2 separate regions of the Homo sapiens genome follow, and region 2 is linked to region 1. A link is a loop called in an ENCODE intact Hi-C map of the cell type or tissue named here. Cell type or tissue: PC-9. All regions are shown on one strand. Links, peaks and the distances in the headings refer to the core of each region. The heading gives the core; the rest is flanking DNA.

Region 1 (5,507 bases), core at 174-5,173:
GAATTGTGGTCTGGCATCCTGACAGCAAATGTCGATTTCCTTATGAAGATAAAATCCTTTTAATTATCAGAGTAAGCACCCTCCAAATGCCCCACCATATAGTCTTAAAGTGTGGAAATATATTCCTTTTTCATTCTTTATGGAATAAACAGAGAGAGCGGTACAAGTTGTTGAGGAGTGGCCTTTGGTCCTCTGTGTCAGGAATGCAGAAAGGATAAGGCTCCCAATTGTGCTGTCAAGTCAAAAGATGCTGATAGAACTTGTGGGGGAGACACAGCTTTCACCCTTGGGTTACTGACTCATTTTGCAGGAAGATGACCATCTTTTACTGCCCAACGACATCTTTCTACCAATGTGAACAGAGACTAGCAGCACAGTGATCACCTGCAGATAGACCTGGCTTTATCTGTACATAACACCAAAAGAAAAAACCTGGATTCCAGAAGGAAATAAAGATTTTCAGTCCCTGCAAGAATTCTCAATGTTCTTCACATAATTTGGAGGTATTGTTTCTGATATATGGGTTATTTTAATGGTGGTATCTGTTTTTTACCCATAAATGTTGAGGGCATCTTACACTTCTCCTATGTAATAGTTTTCCTTGGGAAAAATCTCATAGAGCCGTCATTCATAAAGTGTGTTCCAAGGAACACAAAGTCATCAGGAATCAGGGTTACCTGTGACGGTGGGGGAAGGATTCTGAGATCAACTGGAGAAGCACATGATTAAACAAAACTTAGTAGGTCTCTATTGTAGGACTTCTCAGAGACCTTAGTATGCTTATAGGGGTTGCCATTTGTGTGTTTTGCGTGTGTGCACTGTGGGTGTTTTATGTATTATGTGTCTGTTGTGTGAGTATGTGTATGTTTTCTATGCGTTGTATTGCAGAACTTTTTCAGGGCGTATACAGAGTATAACCTGGAAAATCTAATTTATTTAACATTAACTTTTCAGACATACTTCTTAAGCTGTATTTTGGTTTTTTGCACTTTAAAATGTCAGTGTACTTTTACAGCAGATGAACTAGTTCCTTATAACATAGCTTTTTCTTGTTTCTCAGAATTTTAGCTAAGATTGTACAAAAGAGACTTCTATTAAATAAATATAATTCCCTATCAAGTCTGTAATCAACTTGAAAATCGTTCATCTAGAAACTGAATACATTAGGCCTTGATATTAATAACATAATATAATGCAGTATTTTAGATAATATTCAAAGAGGAAATAAAGCACTAAAGAAAGAGTAGCAATCATACTTCAAATATTATAATTATAGATTAAAATGCTCTTATTTTATTATACACAAAATAAATTACAAAATAAGAGCATTTTACTATAAACACAACATAAATGAAGCATACTTATTCATTTTACCATAATTTAAATACTGACATTGCACAACAATTCCTAAAACTTTTGTGATTCATAAGTTAATTCCCAGCCATTAAGTACCTAAATAATGTTAATATTTTATCTTCTTTTTCTTTCTGGGCACTTCCTTCCTTCACTTGAACTAACAATTTTCTTTTCAGCCATTCTCACCCATCCAGCAATACCTGAGCAAATATGCTGGCATATAAAGGCAAATCATGATTGCCTTGCTTAGCTGCAGAAAGTCACCCAATGCCTATTTACCATCAATCAGCTAATACTGTGGTTCCAAATGTTAATCTGGCAAAGTTCAACAATTCATTTCTTATATTTCAAAAGTTAAGGGAAATTCTACTAACTATAACACTAAATGTCTGCTTTTAGCCAAACTACATTAATTATAATTAATCTATTAAGAATACCCCAAGCTAATCAGAAGCTGTATGTAGGTCATGAATTAGAAATAGATGGGGAGGGCTGGGTGTGGTGGCTCACGCCTGTAATCCCAGCACTTTGGGAGGCCAAGGCAGGTGGATCACTTGAGGTCAAGAGTTCGAGACCAGCCGGGGTAACATGGTGAAACCCTGTCTCTACTAAAAAAATACAAAAAATTTATCTGGGCGTGGTGGCGCGCGCCTGTATTCTCAGATACTCAGGAGCCAAGATTGCGCCACTGCACTCCAGCCTGGGTGACAAAGCGAGATTCCATCTCAAAAAAAGAAAAGAAAAAAAATAGATGAGGAAATGAAAATGAATGATTACTTAATAAATAAAATCAGGTAATATGATAAATGAAAATCTTCAAAACATGAGCAACATGGAAAAAAATAATGAAAAAAACATTTAGGATTATGGAATTTAAAATGTCCAACCTCTGATGACAATGAAAAACATGCATTGAGAAGTTACTATGTGTCAGGTACCACGTTAAGTGACTCAGCGTGTACCATTTCATTCCCTCTTCATCATCCTGAAATAGGTATAATTTTTGTTCCTATTTTACCATAAAGGTAACAGATTCAGAGGGGTTAAGTAATTTGCCATGGTTGTACATCTAATAAGTAGCAAAGCTGAGATTTAAACACACTCCCTTACACTCCACCCTGAATACGGAGACTGTATTAAATTTCTGTCATTTCATAACACATCCCAGTTTAGTGGCTTAAAACAACACCCATTTATCATCTCAGTTTCTATAGGTCAGGAGTTGAGGCACAGCCTAACTGGGTCCCCTGCTCAGGGTCTCACAAGGCTGTGATCTAGGTGTCGACACAGCTACATTCTTTTCTGGAGTCTGGAGTTTGGGGTCCTCTTCCATGTGTATGTGATTTCAGAGAGTTCACTTCCTTGAAGCTGGAGGACTGAGGTCCCTGTTTTCTTGCTAGCTGTCAGCCAGGGGCCACTCTCAGACTCAGGAGGCTGCCTGCAGTTTCTTGTCACATGGTACCTCACTACGTCATGGCCAAAAGGAGAATCAATCCTTCCAGTCTGCTATAATGGCAGTTTACATAGCAATAACATAACCACGGAAGTGACGATCCCACCATCTTTGCCATATTCTGTTCACTAAATGCAACTCATTAGCTCCAACAACACTCAAGGGGAGGAGATTATACAAGGATATGACTCATTGGGGTTTATCTTAAAATCATGCCTACTGTAAGTACCAATGTTCTGTTCCTGTTTTATTTACTTAACTGATGACTGTCTTCTGGATTGGAGTCAATATTACCTGGGAAAACACCAAAGCAATCAAGTTAGCCATGACTTGTACATATGCGAATGACAGAAACAAAATGATAGTTTCAAGTAGACAATAGGGGCTCCCAAATTCTGTAAGCTTGAGGACTATTGTGTCTACAGTAAATCTATGATTTCATTGTTGAATAATTTGAAGTCAATATTAGATGAATTCCCCCAGTAAATGAAGAACATTACTTAGCAGTCAACACTAAAGGCCAATTTTCCAGAGGCCAGTTTCTCTATTAGTGAACTTGGCTTAAAATAAGTAAGGACCATTTAAGTACTCAATTTTTCTAACTAATAACCAAAAAAAAAATCAACACCATGTTGAACCTGATCCCCCTGCCCAAAAAAAAAGGTTTTAGTGACAACTCTCGGAATTGGTGAATTTGGGACCCAGCTGCTTATAGGCATTACCACTGGCAGGATTATCAGGGGGTACTCCCTTCTGTAAAGCACTATTGTACTGGCTCTACTAGCCATTCCTTCAGGGTTACAAGGAAGTAATATGCACAAATTGTTAACCAACATAAAAGTTTATTTCAAAGAACCATGGGAAAGGCCAGCAAAAGGAGGCATTATTGATCAGCGGTGTAGGTATTCAGGGACATTGGTTTACCCATTAAAATGTGCAGCCAGTATCGTAAACAACCAGTGATATTTGCTCACTATTGCTCCAGAAAAAACAACAGCCTAAAGCTGAGTCATCAGCTTTCTCTTTAATCATCTGATATATATTCTTCTAAATAGAGGATTTGATTGGGCCATTTAGCACTGCATGGTATGGAGGGATTTAATGGGCACAGTCTCTGCCAACCTCCCAAGGGTGATTGGCTCCCTTATAGGCAGTCCACACAGAGTTGCTTTCAGCTTTGAGCCTGGCCCAGGTCCTGCAGGTGGTACCCACTTAACAGGAAGCTCCACTCCCTAAGAAAGAATGAACATGAACCAACTAATGATTATAACAATACTGGCAAAAAGAGTTGGGCCATTTTTCTTAAAAGATGAATGTGTAAGTAAAATGTGTTTTAAAAAATGTACGGATATACCCTTCGGCCCATGTGATTCAAATGAAAGAAGTAAATATATCAAACACCATAAAGATATTTAATCGCTTGGGCATTTTGAGAGTCTTTGATTCTTAAGAATTTACACTAAAGAGAAAATACTGATGTGAGGGGAAAAATATATGTTTGAAAATAGACGTTACAACATTATTTATAATACCCCCAAATCAGAAAGAAACTAAATGCCCAATAATAACAGATTGTGAAATAAGATTTTCTAATACTGGCCATTAAATATAACTATGAAGTTACGCAAAAACTTGGGGAAAAGGCAAACCAATTCTTAAATAGGAAAAAAGGTTATATAACCACATATAATCTTTAGGATTTGAGTTACTGCCCACTAAAACTTTGACTCCACCCTTAATTTGCTTAACAAACAGCAAAGATGAACCAGGTCACCCTTTCCTTCAAGTCACCACAAATTCCATTTGAGCAACATCTGAATGAATAGGATTTCCCTATTCATGCAGCACAGGCCAGCACTAGGATAAGGGGTAGTAGATTGAGTTGAATCTATCTCTGGGAACATATCCCAAAGAAACAATCCAAGATGTAGGTGAATAATTATGCATAAAAACTTTCACTATACCAGTATTTACATTAGCAAGGTGTTTAGAAAAGATTAGAAAATGGGATTTCCATAGTTATTCATTCATTTAAAAAGTATTTACTGAATGCTTACTCTGTACCAAGTATTTTAGTCATGGAGGATACATCAGTGAACAGAAATAGCTTATGTTTTTGTGGGTAAAGACAGGTACTAAAGAAATCAACTAGTAAGTACTTTGTATGCTGTTACGGGTTGAATGGGTCCTCCAAAAATGATGTGTTAAAGTCCAACCCCCAGGATCTCAGAATGTAAACTTATTTGGAAATAAGATCATTGCAGATGTAAATAGTTACATTAAATTGGTCATAATAGAGTAGAATAGGCTTTTACTTCAATATGGCTGGTGTTCTTATAAGAAGAGAGAGACACAGGGGGAAGATGGCCATGTGAAGATGGAGGCAGAGACTGGAGTGATACATCCACAAGCTATGGAATGCCAAGGTTTGCCAGCCATTTATAAGAAGCTAGGAGACAGGCGTGGAACACATTCTCCCTCTGAACCCTCAGAAGGAACCAACACTGCCGACATTTTGATTCCGGACTTCTGACCTCCAGAACAAGGTGAGAATAAATTTCTGTTGTTTGAGGCCACCCAGTTTGTGGTACTTGGTTATGGCAGCCCTAGGAAATGAATATACATGCCACACAGAAAAAGCAAGATGCAGAAAAATTAAAATAGGTAAGATTGCAGGGAAAGGAGTATTGGGTAGAGA
Region 2 (5,244 bases), core at 1-5,000, 54 kb after region 1:
CCTTAGAAGAATCAAATGCCTGATAACCTAAGGTGGTGATGCTAGTGCTGTGTAGTGGCTGCAAATACAGATTAACATTGGCAGGGAGGTTTGACTGCACAGAGACCATAATAAATCAATTACTTGCAGACTCCTATCAAATCAGTGAGTGGCAAGTGACAAGCTACATCTGGTGGCAGACTTTATAGCAACAAGTGAGTTGATGTCCTTCAATTGTACAACTGCATCTGGTGGCCTTAAAAGCACATTTGAGACAACTTCAAATCTCCGTATCTTTTGGATTAAAGTCAAGTTGGAATGTCCTGAGATTGCCATAAAAGCACTGAAAATCCTCCTTCCATTTCCAACTTTCTATCATTGTGAAGCAGGGTTTTCTGCAGTGACAGCAACCCAAACGAGATTATGGAGTAGACTGGACATAACCAACACACTTTGGGTGTCACTATCTCCCATCATTCCCAGATGGGACCATCTAGTGGTAGGAAACAAGCTCAGAGCTCCCACTGATTCTACATTATGGTGAGGTGTATAATTATTTGATCATATATATTACAACGCAATAATAATAGAAATAAAGTACACAATAAATGTAATGCACTTGAATCACCCCAAAACCATCCCCAACTCTGGTTCATGGAAAAACTGTTTTCCACAAAACTGGTCCCTAGTACCAAAAAGGTTGGGGATCATTGCTTTAAAGTACCACCATCACAATCACCATCATAATCACTGCCATCATCACCATCTTCATCATCACTATCATCATCATTACCTCCATCAGCACCATCATCATCATTATCATTATCCTCATCACTAACATTACCTTTTTTCCAGGCCCTATATTTCTTTGCCCTCAGGGCCTTCAAAATTTTATGGAGCAAAAAACCCTCTTGGAGGGAAATAAGAGATGAGATTTGGAGTCAGAAGAGTTGCGTTGGAATGCTGGGTTTGCCATTGACTAACTGTAGGATCCTTCTGAGTTTCCCAGTTTTCTCATCTGTTAAACAGAAATACCTACCTACCTCTGTTGATTATTTTCCCTTTGCCCCTCCAAATCCATTCTCTGCCCTCCCTTTGCCATCTTATTTTGTATCTTGTAAGGATGACTTTTACAGACCAAATCACCTAGGCTCCCTTGTATGTGTATATGTTTGTAGGAATATTGATAGAGGGCTGGAAATATACATATCAAGCTTAAGTTATCTGATTTAAGAAAGCAGTAGTGGTGGCTGGGCACAGTTTGTTGCTATTTTATGAGCAACAAAGTGTAATTCCAGCACTTTGGGAGGCCTGAGGTCAGGAGTTCAAGACCAGCCTGGCCAACATGGCAAAACCCCGTCTCTACTAAAAATACAAAAAAATCAGCTGGGAATGCTGGCACGTGCCTGTAATCCCAGCTACTCAGGAGGCTGAGGCAGGAGAATCACTTGAACCTGGGGAGCGGAGTTTGCAGTGAGCTGAGATCATGTCACTGCACTCCAGCCTAGGTGACAGAGCAAGACTCTGTCACAAAAAAAAAAAAAAAAAAAAAAAAAAAAAAAGCAGTCATGGTGATAGTGGTAGAAAGATTAGGTATGGAAAAAAGATGAGCAAAATGAAAAATATTTACATGTGAAAATATTCTGCTGAGCAAAAAAACTGAGACACAAAATCATAACTATGTCTGATGTCATTTGTGTGACATTCTAGAAAATGCAAACTAATCTGTAGTGACAGAAAGCATATCAGTGGTTGCCTGGGGCCAAAAATGGAAGGAGAGATTAACCATAGTAGGGTATGAGGGAACTTTCTGGGGTAATAAAACTATTTGGTGTCTTGATTTTGGTAATAGTTACAAGATGAATACATTTGTAAAACCTCAACCACTTGTACAATCATTTGTACTAGTTTATTATTATATGTAAATTATACTCAGTAAAGTTGATCTGAAAAATACTTGGGCTAGGAGCAGTGGCTCACACCTGTAACCCTAGCACTTTGGGAGGCTGAAATAAGAGGACTGCTTCAGACCAGGAGTTCAATACCAGCCTGGGCAACACAGTGAGACCCTGTTTCTACAAAAATTTTTAAAAATTAGCTGGGCGTGGTGGCACACACTTGTACTTCTAGCTTACTTGGGGGGCTGGGGTGGGAGGATTGCTTGAGCCTGGGAGGGTCAAGGCTGCAGTGAGCCATCATCATGCCACTGCATTCTAGTCTAGGTAACAAAGTAAGACCCTGTCTCCAAAAAAAAACTCATGGCATAATATAAATGGAAGAGATATATAATAGAATTCTAGCAGTAATATTACTGTAAGTCTGTACAACCTAAATGTACACACAAGGACTAAAAGGTACATGGACCAATGAATACATCAGCTTGGTGCACAGATGCCTGCTATTTTATGAGCAACAAACAAAAAAGAAATGAGCTGAAGAAGGCTCCTGAAGACAGCAATGCCTACCCAGCAATGCCAAACTCAATGTAAGGTTGCCCTTTACAGAAATATGGTATGGGAGTACCGAAAGCAACAAGAGGAAATAAAACTGTCTATAGGATCCTGATGGGGGTCTCATTTTACAATAAAAAGAGCTTTATGCAATGGACTCGAGTTATAATGAAGCTTAAAGGGAGAAAGAGAGTGGTCTCAATGCCACTGTGGCCAAATAAGATTCCTAAATTGCTTTCCAAAGATCAATTTCTTATTTTGTAAGCAAAAAATAACACTAGCCTTCAAATGCCAACTTTTCAAGACCCCAACTTCTACTGTGAAATATTCCCAAAGACATGGGAAGAAACATCTATTGATTCAAACATAAAAGGTGTTTGGCTCATCAGCCCTGTGCTAATGGTTCAAGAAATTTAAAACAACATAATTAACTCCCTGAATTTATGGAACTAAGCAGAGCCCATCCTCTTTATGTCAGACCAGTGGCCCTCATCCTGGCCCCAGATGCATCTTCAGAACTTTTAAAAGTACAGATTCCTGAAAACAACCTTTGGAGTTTATGACTTAGGTCTAATGTTGAGAACCCTCTGCTAGGCACTCACCTTGGTATTTTTATGCACTCCAAGCATTCCAACATAGCCCTTGGAGCACCTGCCATTTTCTGGCATAAAAGTTCTGTGGTATTCTTTCTGTACTCTCCCCAACTCTATGGCCCGAAGATTTTAAAGATATGCAAAGCATCTTCCATTCCCAGCTGAGACTGGACACACCTGAAATAGGTAAAAGTGACAGAAAGACTGGATGGTATGGAACACTCTTCCAAGTTTCCAGGAAAAGGGCTCAATCTGAAACATAATTATTTCATTTCTTCCTTTCTACTTCCTAAGCATTGATGGTTCAGTTAACAAATGGTACCTGAGAAGCAGTGTTAGCACCTTGATGCAATGAAAGTACAAGGAAATGAGACGACCTCCTGACCTGCTTTTGACACCCCCACATATGCCTGCCTCGAGATCTTGGCTTCTCAAGGGCATGAAAAATCAGCTCCCCATTCATTTCTTTTAAAAAAAGTTTATTTCCTGCTTCCTATGTACAAGCCCTGTTCTAGGCACTGGGGACACAGTAGTGAGTGAAACACAAAAGTTTCCTTCTATTGTTGGCTTACAGTCCAGTTAAAAGAGACAAGTAAAAAACAACAACAAAAAATAGTGTCAAATTATGATTTCAATGCAAGAAATTAAAAATATGTTGTTAAAAAGAGTGAAGGGGCCAGGCGTGGTGGCTCATACCTGTAATCCCAGCACTTTGGGAGGCCAAGGTGGGCAGGTCACAAGGTCAGGATTTTGAGACCAGCCTGGCCAATATGGTGAAACCTCATCTTTACTAAAAATACAAAAAAAAATTAGCCAGGCATGGTGGCATGCACCTGTAGTCCCAGCTACTCGGGAGGCTGAGGCAGGATAATCACTTGAACCTGGAAGGCGGAGGTTGCAGCAAGCCAAGATCACGCCACTGCACTCCAGTCTGGGGGACAGAGGAAGACTCCATCTCGAAAAAAAAAAAAAAGGGTGAAGGCCAGAGTCACAGAAAGACAAACACTGCGTAATTCCACTATTTATATAAGGTATCTACAATAGTCAGACACATAGAAGCAGAGAGTAGAATGCTGGTTCCCAGGAGCTGCAGGGAGGGAAGGATGGGATAGGGAGTGTCTATTCAACAGGTATAAAGTTTCAGTTACGTGAGATAAGAAAGTTCTGGAGATCTGTGGTACAGTATTATGCCTATTATAAACAATGCTATATTGCACTGTTAAAAACTTGGCAAGAGGGTAGGTTTCACATTAAGTATTCCTACCACAATGAAAAAGATGTTAAATAAAATAAATAAATAAGTGAAGAGCATAAAGCAGGACATGGGAGTGGGCAGGGAGATGAGGAGGAGTCGGGGGGCCCTTTCTTCCCTCCCTTTACTCCTGCCTCAGAAGGTAACATCTGAGCTGAGCTCAAGGAAAAGAATGAACCAGCATGCAGAGAGCCTACAGAACGAGCAATGTGACAGCTGAGGCCTAATAGGAAGCAGAAGACACTCACAAGGGACGATGTGCAAAAGCGCAGGTAGAGCTTAATGAAACTAGCTACCCAGGGCTACCAAAAGTGGGGGGAACCATGAGCACCCCTGGCCTGCAGGGACAAAGGGAGGAGTGGCTACCAAAAGATGGAGAAGACCCCTGATAGGAGCTGTGGCCTTTGGTAAAGGGATGCAACCATCCTCAGGTAACTAGCCAGCAAGGAAGGAGCAGGGGTGGGGTGGTAAATACCCTGAATAAATATCTCCTCCTCATTCTCTCTGATCTCCTGCTAGTGCTTCCCATTGGCCAATTCCAACAGGAAGTCAGGAAGCAAGAGTGTTCATCGATGCAATTCACACCATCAGCCTACTGGCACACAGAACAAGATGAGAAAGACTGAAGATTAGGTCTAGAAGGGCAAATGGAAGGCATCAGCATAAACACCAAGTGCAAAAGCTTGCAATGGGAAATAGCACAGCCTGTTCAAGGAGTAGAGGGGCCACTGTGCTGGAGCTTCTTAGACAAGGTATAGGATGTGACAGACAGAAGACAGGACCCTGATCATGTGGGGCCTTTTATGCCATAGTGAGGTGCTGGTATTTAATTCTGTGCCCAACAGGAAGTTTTTTAGAAGGTTGGGATAGGACATAGAACCAGATCTCACTTTTAAAGACCACTTTGCCTGCTGTGTGTGTACTACAGTAGTGGTAAGGGTGGGGGCAGGAAGCAACCAGTGCAGCACTC

Evidence for each region. Peaks named below come from ENCODE experiments on the same cell type or tissue, not always from the same donor. Only the 100,000 strongest peaks of a DNase experiment are listed, where the experiment ranks them.
Region 2: it touches region 1 in a loop (6-fold over the local background); 1 of 110 quality-filtered maps calls a loop at or near these places.

The regions. Positions count from the first base shown.
Region 1 is chr14:51,339,879-51,345,385 of GRCh38, reverse strand. All of the region lies in intron 1 of LINC00640 (long intergenic non-protein coding RNA 640), which reads right to left. It overlaps LOC105370495 (a long non-coding RNA gene), which reads left to right. Exons shown (of 3, transcript XR_007064165.1): 2 at 311-503; 3 at 5,151-5,269. It overlaps LOC124900595 (a long non-coding RNA gene), which reads left to right and starts at 5,274. Exons shown (of 3, transcript XR_943854.3): 1 at 5,274-5,355. In PC-9, for the core only: no CTCF peak of the experiment used is centred there; a DNase peak (open chromatin) is centred at 3,065; H3K27ac peaks cover 1,465 bases.
Region 2 is chr14:51,285,851-51,291,094 of GRCh38, reverse strand. LOC124903315 (a long non-coding RNA gene) reads right to left here and starts at 3,664. Exons shown (of 2, transcript XR_007064164.1): 1 at 3,032-3,664. In PC-9, for the core only: no CTCF peak of the experiment used is centred there; no DNase peak of the experiment used is centred there.